Linked DNA regions of Homo sapiens: region 2 is linked to region 1. Evidence: read pairs that join two places in POLR2A ChIA-PET (ENCODE). Cell type or tissue: B cell. All regions are shown on one strand. Links, peaks and the distances in the headings refer to the core of each region. The heading gives the core; the rest is flanking DNA. Region 1 overlaps RAI1 (retinoic acid induced 1). Region 2 overlaps NT5M (5',3'-nucleotidase, mitochondrial).

Region 1 (5,369 bases), core at 63-5,062:
GCAGACCGGAGGTGAGGGGGTGGGCCAGCCTCAGGGTCAGGACAGGAAGGGGAGCTGAGCCCTTCCCCTGCCTGCACCCCCAGGCCAGCTCAGCTGTGGAGGCATTGAGGCCCCTCTCAGCCCCTGAGCCAGCTGTGAGTGGGCATGAGAGCTTGGGGAGGTAGGAAAGCTCACCCCAGGCACTGAGTTTTCTTTGGCGCTGTGACTCTGTAGTAATAATACTTCCACCTGGTCGATATCTATGTTTGGAGGCCTACTGTGTGCCAGGCACTGAGATCAGCCATGATCTGGATGGACACACAAAATCCCTGCCCTTGAGGGAGGTGTGGCCAAAGGAAGAAAGACATTAATCAAAGAATCAAGTGATCTGAGTCGTGCATTCATGCATGGGAATGCCGGCTGATCACAAGCCAAGACAGAGGCCAGGCAGAGCTTCTCTGATGGAGACAGGGAGTCCTGTGCTTAGACTGGGGGCTGATCCAGGCACTGGGTAAAGGCTCAGCCGGGATTGAAGGAATCAGGAGACCCAGATTCTTGCTGTGTGGCCTCAGGCAACTGCCCACCTTCTCTGGGCTCCTAGAGGCTGGTGGCTTCCTTCTGGCTCCCGTCACCTCTGAGTGGAACTCAGGCAGTATATGTCTCCTCTTCAGTGCTTTTTGCGCTCCCTGCCAGGGCCCTCAAGACATCTGTCGGCAACATCCTTGACTTTGGAATGCTGGAGGCACTGCCCCAGGGGACGCCTGGAGCCAAGCACAGCACCGCTGCCTCAGGCCCCACCTGCCAGTTCCTCTGGGCCCTTTTGCTCTCACAGAGCCACCTGGATCGAAGAAAGCCTGGAAAACATTAAATTGAAGAATTAGTCCCCTATTTTGCCCCAAAATTGCAGAGAAAAGCATTTATTCATGCATTCACTCATTCATTTGCTTGACTAGTGTTTCCTGAACACCTAGTAATTGCTGGGCACACTGCACTCCATGTTGGACTGAGATGGCAAAGTGGTGGTCCTCCTGCCACGTCCTGACCACAGACCTGTTTTGAAAGCCCATCCATTGTCGGGGGGCCGGGGGGGGGGGAATCAAATGAATTGCCAGTGAGTAATCGTTGAGTGACTTCATTTCCAATTTCCAGTTTACATTTCTTCTGGATTATTCTACCCTGCTTCCCCCGGCCACAGTTGGTGGAGATGGCTACTGTCTGCCGGGTAGGATGGCCCACCCAGCCCACCAGCTGGTCACGGTCCCATCCCCCACCACTCCACCCCACCCTGTGCCTCTCCTGGTCATGTCACACATGATAGTGTGGCTTCCTAGTTATGAGCCCAGCCTCAGGAGCCAGACTGTCGAGGTTCAAAGCTCACTGTGGCTTGTGGGACCTTGGGTGTCCCCCTCCAAGCCTCAGATTCCTCTTGTGTAAAATGGGATCACAAGAGCAAGTATCCACTACTCCTGGGGCTCTTGGGGAGATTAAGTGAGAAAATTTATGCTAAATCCTTAAAACTCACATAAGCCTTGGCTGCTATCGTTGTTGAATAAATGAACCACTTGCAGGCTGAGACCGGGGCTGTGTGTCACATGGCACCTCTAGGCCTCAGTTTCCTCAGCTGCTTCTTTGGGAAAGCACATCTGCTCTCTAGGTTGGGCCTCCTCCCTCGTCCTTCAAAGACCTATTCTTGGGGCCTGGGCCCTGTGAAACCTCTGGCTCTCGGACGCAGCCTGGAACCCCTGAGACGAGGTCAAGCTCCGCGGCCCGCCTCCTGTCGCCCGGCCCCAGGCGGGACTGCCTTGGCAGGACTCGGGCCGCGAGCTGGAGGCGCGGCTCCCGGCTCGGGGCTCCAGCGGCCGCGCCCCGCCGCCCCTCGGCGTTCGCGCGCAGCCCCTGCGGGGGTGGCCGCCATCAAAGCGTCTTCTCGTTCTTATGCTAATGAGCCCCATTAAAGCTTAATGGCTGCGAACGCGCGGGTTTAATTGCACCTGCCCGGGCCTGAGGCGCGGCCGGCCGCGGAAGCAGCTGCGCGCCGGCCGGGACGGCCTTAATTACCTGGAAAACGACGCCCGGCGGGGAGGGGAGGGGATGGGAGAGAAGAGGAGAGCAGCGGGGCCTCCGCGAGGCCGGGCCTCGTCCGCCGAGGCCGCAGTCCGGCCCCTCTCGTCCTCGGGGCGCGGCGCGTTCGTTTCATTAATTTATCGCCCTGCCTCGGCGGAGATCCGCTCGCCCGCTCCCCGGCGTTCAACCGCGCCGGCTTCGTGCTCCCCCGCGCCGTCCCCCGGCCATCTTGGGCTTGGCATTCAAGGCCCTTCGGGACCGCTGCTGCCACTGACCCAGTGCCACCCTGCTCTGCACGAACAATAATAATGGTGGTTGCACATTACGTGCCAGGCGCTCTTGAGGGTTGAATGTGACCTCGCAGAGACCCCAGATGCCTCATCTCGGCCTTACTCCCCTCGTCTTTAGAAGCTGGTACCTCTGCCTGCAACAAAGACCCCTCTCCCTCCTCGCTCATCCTCCCTGAAACCCACCCCTGCGCCTCCAACAAGATGAGCCCCTGTCCTCCTGGGATGGGATTGGGGATGGGTCTGGGCCCTTTGTTGAGGGGTGGGCTAGCCCATGGTGAAGGTTGTCTGGGTGTGTCCTCCCTCTGGACTGACATTTCACTGAGGCCAGTCTGCCTGACTGCCCTATCTCTGCATGCCCCTGCCATCTCCCTGGGGATGGCCCTGGGGTTGTGGGGGCTGCACTGCTGCCCTGAGCCTTCTGCCTAGGCAGGGGGCTGTGAGACTGATGGGAACCTCAGGGAAACCTTGAGACCTAATGGTATTCTCTGTGGGACTTCCCTGTGCTCCTCCCCACCCCATCAAGTGATCCTGGGATAGGCGCCTGCCCCTCCTCTCTCCCTCATTCCCTTCTCTCACTCTTCTCTTTTTGCAGAGGGAAGGAAAACGGAAGAGGGAATAGACAGACCGCTCATGCAGTTTTTAGATGGTCCCCTTTCCCTCCCCTCTCTCTTCCATGTCCCCTTGTACCCAGCCCCTCTTTTTTCTTTCTTTGAAGACCGCATCTTGCTTTGTTGCCCAGGCTGGAGTGCAGTGGTGCGATCATGGCTCACTGTAGCCCTCAACCCGTGGGCTCAAACAACCCTCCCACCTCAGCCTCCCAAGTAGCTGAGACTACAAGGTGTGCACCACCATGCCTGGTTGCCCCTCCTTTCTGCCCCTTCCAGTCCCATCCCTCCTCCCTTTGTGCGTCTCAGAGACCAAAGCCTGAAGCATTGCACAGTGCCCACTGGGAGGCCACCCAGCCCTGGTCCTGCCTGTGTCAGGCAATGCTGAGAGCACAGAGGGGAGTCAGACTTGGGCTCTGCCCTCCAAGGACTCCAGTCGGGGAGGCAGCGCTCGAAAGGAATACTTGTCCTCTAATGGAAAAAGGACCAATTTAAAGGAAGCAGAGAACAGTCTTTGAGCTCAAACTGGGAAGGCTGGGAGAGGCTTCTAAGCTCAGCCTGGAAGGAAGGATAAGTGTGAGCTAATTGGCAGGAATAGCATTCCAGGTAGGGAAACAATTGGAGTTCAGCCCTGGCTAGGGCAGAACACTGGCTGACATGAGGGGAGAGGGAGTAAGGGACAACCACAGAAAAACTGAGCTCACTCCAAAGTGTGGAGGCATGAGGCTGGAGAGGTGGGCAGAGGGTCCTCTGTTGCCTAGCAACCTTCACTGCCTCCCTATTGCCAAGAGGACCAAATTCAGACCCTTCAGTTGGCACAAAAGCTTGTACCACCCACCTCATCCCAGGATGCAGCCTATTATCTTCAGCTGGGTTCCTCACTACCAGGCCAAGCCTCGGATGATGATTGTGAGCCTACTGTATATGGGAAGGGGGGATAAGCAGTGACCCCATCAGGGCTAATAGCAGTGGGGCCTGCTGCCCAACTCCATGCCCCTTCTCCCATTCTTGTCCCCAGATGTCCTTGCAGACAAAATGGAGGTGAATGGGCAGGCTGCCAGGAGCGTCAGGTGGCATCACAGCCGGGTAGACAGTCGTCACTGATTAATGAGGTGGTAGAAACCTAGAGGGAGGTCCCTACTGGCATGCCTCGGGGTTCTGCCCTTGCTCTGGTCAAGGCAAGGAATGAGGCTCACAGGGGTTTAGCACCTCCCTGCCAGGCTATGTGAAACTCTTGGTATCCAGTAGTTTATCACCAGCCATGAGGTGGCTTCTCTTAATATCTCATTTTGCAGATGCAGACACTGAGGCCAGTCGGGGTGAGGAGTGAGCTCAAAGTCACTCATCTCCGAGGTGGCAAAATTAAGCCTCAAACCCAGGGCTGTGTGACTTCAAAGCCTGTGTTTGTAACTGCGGAGCTGTGCGGCATCAGTAATGCATCTGCTGCTGCTGCCAGACGTGAGGAGGTGGGGCCCTGCCTTTCAACTTCATCTCTCTGACAGTGGTTAGCACTGTACTTTACGTGTAGTAAGTGCTCAATAAATGCTTGTGGACTGGATGATTGGGGCAGTAAGCAGTGAGCAGGGCTCAGAAGCAGTGGAGAGGCTCCATCACTCTTCCTCCCAACCTGCACCTCCACCCCCAGGAGTTGGACAGCGGCTGTAAGGGGACTTGGAGACTCAAGGCTTCCAGGCAGGGAGTGGGCTCACAGGAGGCTAGGGAGGATCCAACTTCCTGTCCAGGTCAGGGTCAGGAGGACAGCCGCGCCCCCTACTGCCCCGCTGGGAGGCCAGGCTGACGTAGGAAGGCTGCACTGCAAGTCAGAATCATCAGCAAAACCTGGGGAATAGAGCGTGTGAGGGTTTCCATGCAGGGTGGGGACTGCTTTCTGATCAAGCCCCTAGGCCAAAAACCTTTGGAAGGGACTCTCTGAGGGCAGTGCATTCTTGTAGCGTCGGGAGCAGGAGTTCTCCCATAACCTTTTTGGGGTGGGGACCCACCTGTGGCTCTGGAAAGGTGTTGGCTCCGGCTCTGGGGCTCAGGGGGAGGGGGCCATTGGTGGGCAAAACAAGCATAGTGAAAACTGAGGCTCATAGAGGTTAAGGTCACAGAGCAGAGCTGGGTCTGTTTTCTTTTTGTTTCTGTTTTAGTTGCAACAGGGGCTTGCTCTGTTTGCCGAGGCTGGAGTGCAGTGGTATGATCATAAATCACTGTAGCCTCGATCTCCTGAGCTCAAACGATCCTTCCGCCTTGGCCTCCCAAAGTGCTAAGATTACAGGCATGAGCCTTCATGCCTAGCTGGGACTGTTTTCAAACTCCACCAACCCCTTTTCTTTTGTTCCATTCCACTCTGCCCAGAACCTTCGTCTGGCTTCCCAGAGGGCCCAAGTCCTTGTCTTCAGAGGTCCTGGCTGGGGAGCCTTAGAGCATG
Region 2 (5,369 bases), core at 207-5,206, 380 kb before region 1:
CTGAGATGGCCTTTGTGGCACGTCCTGCCCTGTTCCAGCAGCTCTGCGCGTGAGATAGGGCTTCCCTGGGCAGAGCCTCAGGTTCTGAGGAGCTTGGTTTGGAATATCTTCAGGGGTGACCATTCTTTTTATTGTTCGGGAATATATGAATATATTCTTTTTTTTTTTGAGATGGAGTCTTGCTCTGTCGTCCAGGCTGGAGTGCAGTGGTGCGATCTCGGCTCACTACAACCTCCGCCTCCCGGGTTCAAGTGATTCTCCTGCCTCAGCCTCTGGAGTACCTGGGATTACGGGCGCCCGCCACCACGCCCGGCTAATTTTTTGTATTTTTAGTAAAGACGGGGTTTCACCACGTTGGTCAGGCTGGTGTTTAACTCCTGACCTCAGGTGGTCCACCCACCTCGGCTTCCCAAAGTGCTAGGATTACAGGCGTGAGCCATCGTGCCCGGCCGAATATATTCTTATAAAAGACTCCAATAGCATGAGCGTGTGTGAAAATGTGTCAGTTGACCTCTCTCCCTGCATATACCCACCTTGGCCCACTCTTCTTGCTCTAGTTAAGAATTTGGTGTGTATGCTTCCAGACCTTTTGAAGTGCACCCCCCTACATATTTAAATATAGATTTACAAATTGATATGCTCCACCCAGCAGTCAGAGTGATATTTTTTAAACCAAATTCAGATGATGTTAGCCCCACTGAAAGCCCTCTGCTGGCTTCATCTTGTGGTAAAATCCCGCTGTCCCTTGGCCAGGCTGGGAAGGCTGTCTGCCATCTGACCCTGCCTTCCTTTCCAACCTCTGTCTTCCTCTGCTCCTGTCACGCTGGCTTCTTTCCTGCCCCTTGGATGTGCCACACGTGTTTCTGGTCTTAGGACCTTTGTTCTTGTTGCATCTTCCTGGAATGTTTCTGCCCTAGTTCTTTACACAGCTAGATTGTTTTTCTCTTTCAAACTGAGAACCGTGCATGTTGCCTCCTCACAGAGGCCTTCCCTGACCACTGCAGCTGAGGTCTCTGCCCTCCCCTCCTGGTCGTTCTGTCCCATGACCCTGAGTGTGTACTCTAAGCTGAAATTGCATGTCTGTGTCTGTCCCTTCCTCTTTTGAGTGTCAGCTCCCTGAGGTCAGGGATTGTCTTGGTTCTGGCTCTATTCTTAGTTCCCAGAATGATGCCTGGCACATCACACACTCAAAATATTTGCCAAATGAATAACTTCATGTGCATAATCCCACAGTAATTGTTGATTTAAAAAAAAATTTTTTTTTAACAATTTTGGAGGAAACCACTCATTTAGAAGGATAAGAACTTAAACCTGATTTTAACATGGTGCTCACTGTCGTGAAGCCTAGAGTAAGAGGCAGTTTATTCATGGGTTCATTAAACAGATACATTTTACGACTTAATATGCACCCAGTACTGTGCTAGCACTGGGGATATATATGTAAATAACACACCTAAGGTCTCCAGTTTCAGGGCAGGTCTCACAGCAGGGAAGATGACAACATATAAACTAAAATGATTTCCAACTGTGATAAGCTTAGTGAAGGAACTAAACAAGGGGCTGTGCTGCAGAGGAAACAGGGAAGGGGCTGCTTTGGGTAGAATGGGAAGCTGGCTCTAGGGAGCTGAGAATTGACATCAGACCTGAAGAGTAAGAATGAATGGGCCAGTGAAGAGTCGGGACAGGCCTTGCAGGCCAGGAGAGGAGCAGGTGCCAATGCCTGAGCCGGGCCAGGCCTTTGTTTGTCTGAGTAACATAAAGGAACTGGACAGCTGGCACTGGAACTTAGGAAGCATGTTGGGGGTGGCAGGGGTGGGTGGAGGGTGAAGTTGAAGAGAGATTGATGTGATCTAACTTAGGGTTTTTTTGTTTTTTTTTTTTTTTTTTTTTTGAGACAGCCTCGCTCCATCACCCAGGCTAGAGTGCAGCGGTGTGATCCCAGCTCACTGCAAGCTCCGCCTCCCGGGTTCATGCTGTTCTGCCTCAGCCTCCCAAGTAGCTGGGACTACAGGCATCTGCCACCACGCCCGGCTAATTTTTTTTTGTATTTTTTAGTAGAGATGGCGTTTCACTGTGTTAGCCAGAATGGTCTCGATCTCCTGACCTTGTGATCAGCCCGCCTTGGCCTCCCAAAGTGCTGGGATTACAGGCATGAGCCACCATGCCCGGCCTTTTTTTTTTTTTTAAATGAGACAGAATCTCACTCTGTCCCCCAGGCTGTAGTGTAGTGGTGCCATCTTGGCTCCCTACTACAACCTGTATCTCCCGGGTAAAAGCAATTATCCTGTTTCAGCCTCCCAAGTAGCTGGGACTACAGGTGTTCGCCAACATGCCTGGCTAATTTCTGTGTTTTTAGTGAAGACAGGTTTTCACCATGTTGGCCAGGCTGGTCTTAACCTCTTAACCGCTTGACTTCCTGACACCTTGGCCTCCCAAAGTGCTGGAATTACATGCGTGAGCCACCGTGCCCAGCTGTAACTTAGGTTTTTATTTATTTATTTATTTATTCGAGACAGAGTTTCACTCTTGTCATCCAGGCTGGAGTGCAATGGCATGATCTTGGCTCGCTGCAACCTTTGCCTCCCGGGTTCAAGTGATTCTCCTGCCTCAGCCTCCTGAGTAGCTGGGATTACAGGCGCCCGCCACCACACCTGGCTAATTTTTGTATTTTTATTAGAGATGGGGTTTCACCATGTTGGCCAGGCTGGTCTGGAACTCCTAACCTTGGGTGATCAGCTCTCCTCGGCCTCCCGAAGTGCTGGGATTACAGAAGTGAGCCACCGTGCCCAGCCATAACTTAGGGTTTTGTTTTTTGTTTTGTTTTGTTTTGTTTTGTTTTTGTTTTTTTTTGAGATGGAGTCTCGCTCTGTTGCCCAGGCTGGAATGCAGTGGCGCAATCTCAGCTCACTGCAACCTCTGCCTCCCGGGTTAAGCGATTCTCCTGCCTCAGCCTCCAGAGTAGCTGGGACTATAGGCACATGCTACCACGCCTGGCTAATTTTTTGTATTTTTAGTAGAGACAGCATTTCACCCTGTTAGCCTGGATGGTCTCGATCTCCTGACCTCATGATCCACCCGCCTCGGCCTCCCAAAGTGCTGGGATTACAGGCATGAGCCACCGTGCCTGGCCATAACTTAGGTTTTTTGTTTTTTGTTTTTGTTTTTGTTTTTGTTTTTTTTTTTTGAGACAGAGTCTCGCTCTGTCGCCCAGGCTGGAGTGCTGTGGCATGATCTCGGCTCACTGCAAGCTCTGCCTCCTGGGTTCATGCCATTCTCCTGCCTCAGCCTCCCGAGTAGCTGAGACTACAGGTGCCTGCCACCATGCCCCGCTAATTTTTTGTATTTTTAGTAGAGACAGGGTTTCACCGTATTAGCCAGGTTAGTCTCGATCTCCTGACCTGGTGATCTGCCCACCTCGGCCTCCCAAAGTGCTGGGATTACAGGCGTGAGCCACTGCTCCCGGCCAATTTAGGTTTTTAAAATGTGGATTTGGGGCAATGAATTTGGATAGACATTTTTCCAATGAAGATATACAGATGGCCAGTAACTACCTGAAAACATCATCAGTCATTAGGGAAATGCAAGTCAAAACCACAAGGAGGAGCTGGGTGAGTGGCGCTCACCTGTGCTCCCAGCTACTCAGAAGGCTGAGAAGGGCAACAGAAGGCCGGAAGGCCAGCCTGGGCAACATAGAGTGAGACAGTCTCTAAAAAAACCACAATTCACATTGTGGGTGTGAATATAAAACAGTGCAGCCAGTGTGGAAAAACACCTTGAAAAACATTTCCTCCAAATGTTAGGCCGGGCATGGTGGCTCACGCCTGTTATCCCAGCACTTTGGAAGGCCATGGAGGGCGAATCACCTGAGGTCAAGAGTTTGAGACCAGCCTGGCCAACATGATGAAATCCTGTCTACTAAAAATACAAAAATTAGCTAGGCATGGTGGCAGGCACCTGTAATCCCAGCTCTTGGGAGACTGAGGCAGGAGAATCGCTTGAACCCAGGAGGTGGAGGTTGCAGTGAGCTGAGATCATGCCACTGGACTCCAGCCTAGGTGACAGAGTGAGACTCCATGATCAAAAAAAAAAAAAAAAAAAAAGTTAGACATAGACTCACTGTATGAGCCAGCAATTCAACTCATAGGTGTATATCCACGGAATTGAAAACAGGTATTCAAACAAATACTAGTACCCGAATGTCCCAGCAACACTATTCACAGCAACCCCAAGTATCCACTAAGTGATGGATGGATATTTAAAATGTGACGTAGCCACACAATGGAATATGTTTCAGCTATAAAAAGGAATGACTGCCGGGCATGGTGGCTCATGCCTGTAATCCCAGCACTTTGGGAGGCTGAGGGGGACAGATTGCCTGAGCTCAGGAGTTTGAAACCAGCCAGTGCCACACGGCGAAACCCCGTCTCTACTAAAAATACAAAAAGAATTAGCCAGGCTTGGTGGCAGGCACCTGTAATCCCAGCTACTTGGGAGGCTGACCCAGGAGAATCACTTGAACTGGGGAAACGGGAGGTTGCAGTGAGTCTAGATCGTGCCACTGAACTCCAGCCTGGGTAACAAAGCGAGACTCTGTCTCAAAAAAAAAAAAAAAAAAAAAAAGTCTGGGCGCAGTGGCTCAAGTGTGTAATCCCAGCACTTTGGGAGGCTGAGGCGGGCGGATCATCTGAGGTCCGGAGTTTGAGACCAGCCTTACCAACATGGAGAAACTCTGTCTCTACTAAAAATACAAAATTAGCTGGACGTGGTGGCACATACCTGTAATCCCAGCTCCTCGGAAGGCTGAGGCAGGAGAATCCCTTGAACCTGGGGAGCGGAGGTTGCAGTGAGCCGAGATCACGCCATTGCACTCCAGCCTGGGCAACAAGAGCAGAACTCCGTCTCAAAAAAAAAAAAAAAAAAAAAAAAGGAATGACCTACCCATTCATGTGGCAACATGAATGAACCTTGAAAACATGATACTGAGTGAAAGAAGCCAGACACAGAAGGCCACGTATTGTAGGATTCTATTTATGTGAAATATTATGGGGCGGGCGTGGTGGCTCACCCCTGTAATCCCAGTGCTTTGGGAGGCCGAGGCACGTGGATCACCAGAGGTCAGGAGTTCGAGACCAGCCTGGGCAACATGGTGAAACCCCACCTCTACTAAAAATACAAAAATTAGCTGAGCGTGTTGGTGGGTGCCTGTAATCCCAGCTGCTTGCGGGGAGGCTGAGGTAGAAGAATTGCTTGAACCTGTGAGGCAGAGGTTGCAGTGAGCTGAGATTGAGCTACTGCACTCCAGCCTGGGCAAGAGTGAGACCTCGTCTTAGAAAAAAAAAAAAAAAAGTTTCTGAACAAGAGGCAAATCC

What was found. Peaks named below come from ENCODE experiments on the same cell type or tissue, not always from the same donor. Only the 100,000 strongest peaks of a DNase experiment are listed, where the experiment ranks them.
Region 2: POLR2A ChIA-PET joins it to region 1 with 10 read pairs; 3 of 35 experiments call an interaction of 5 or more read pairs at or near these places.

What each region holds. Positions count from the first base shown.
Region 1 is chr17:17,698,568-17,703,936 of GRCh38, forward strand. All of the region lies in intron 1 of RAI1 (retinoic acid induced 1), which reads left to right. LOC124903943 (a long non-coding RNA gene) reads right to left here. Exons shown (of 2, transcript XR_007065650.1): 2 at 1-5,369. Among named protein-coding and RNA genes, the nearest start is that of RAI1, 20 kb to the left of the region's middle. RefSeq lists enhancers at 162-680, 681-1,198, 1,678-2,189. In B cell, for the core only: no CTCF peak of the experiment used is centred there; DNase peaks (open chromatin) are centred at 1,968 and 2,152; H3K4me3 peaks cover 742 bases.
Region 2 is chr17:17,313,884-17,319,252 of GRCh38, forward strand. All of the region lies in intron 2 of NT5M (5',3'-nucleotidase, mitochondrial), which reads left to right. Among named protein-coding and RNA genes, the nearest start is that of NT5M, 13 kb to the left of the region's middle. In B cell, for the core only: no CTCF peak of the experiment used is centred there; no DNase peak of the experiment used is centred there.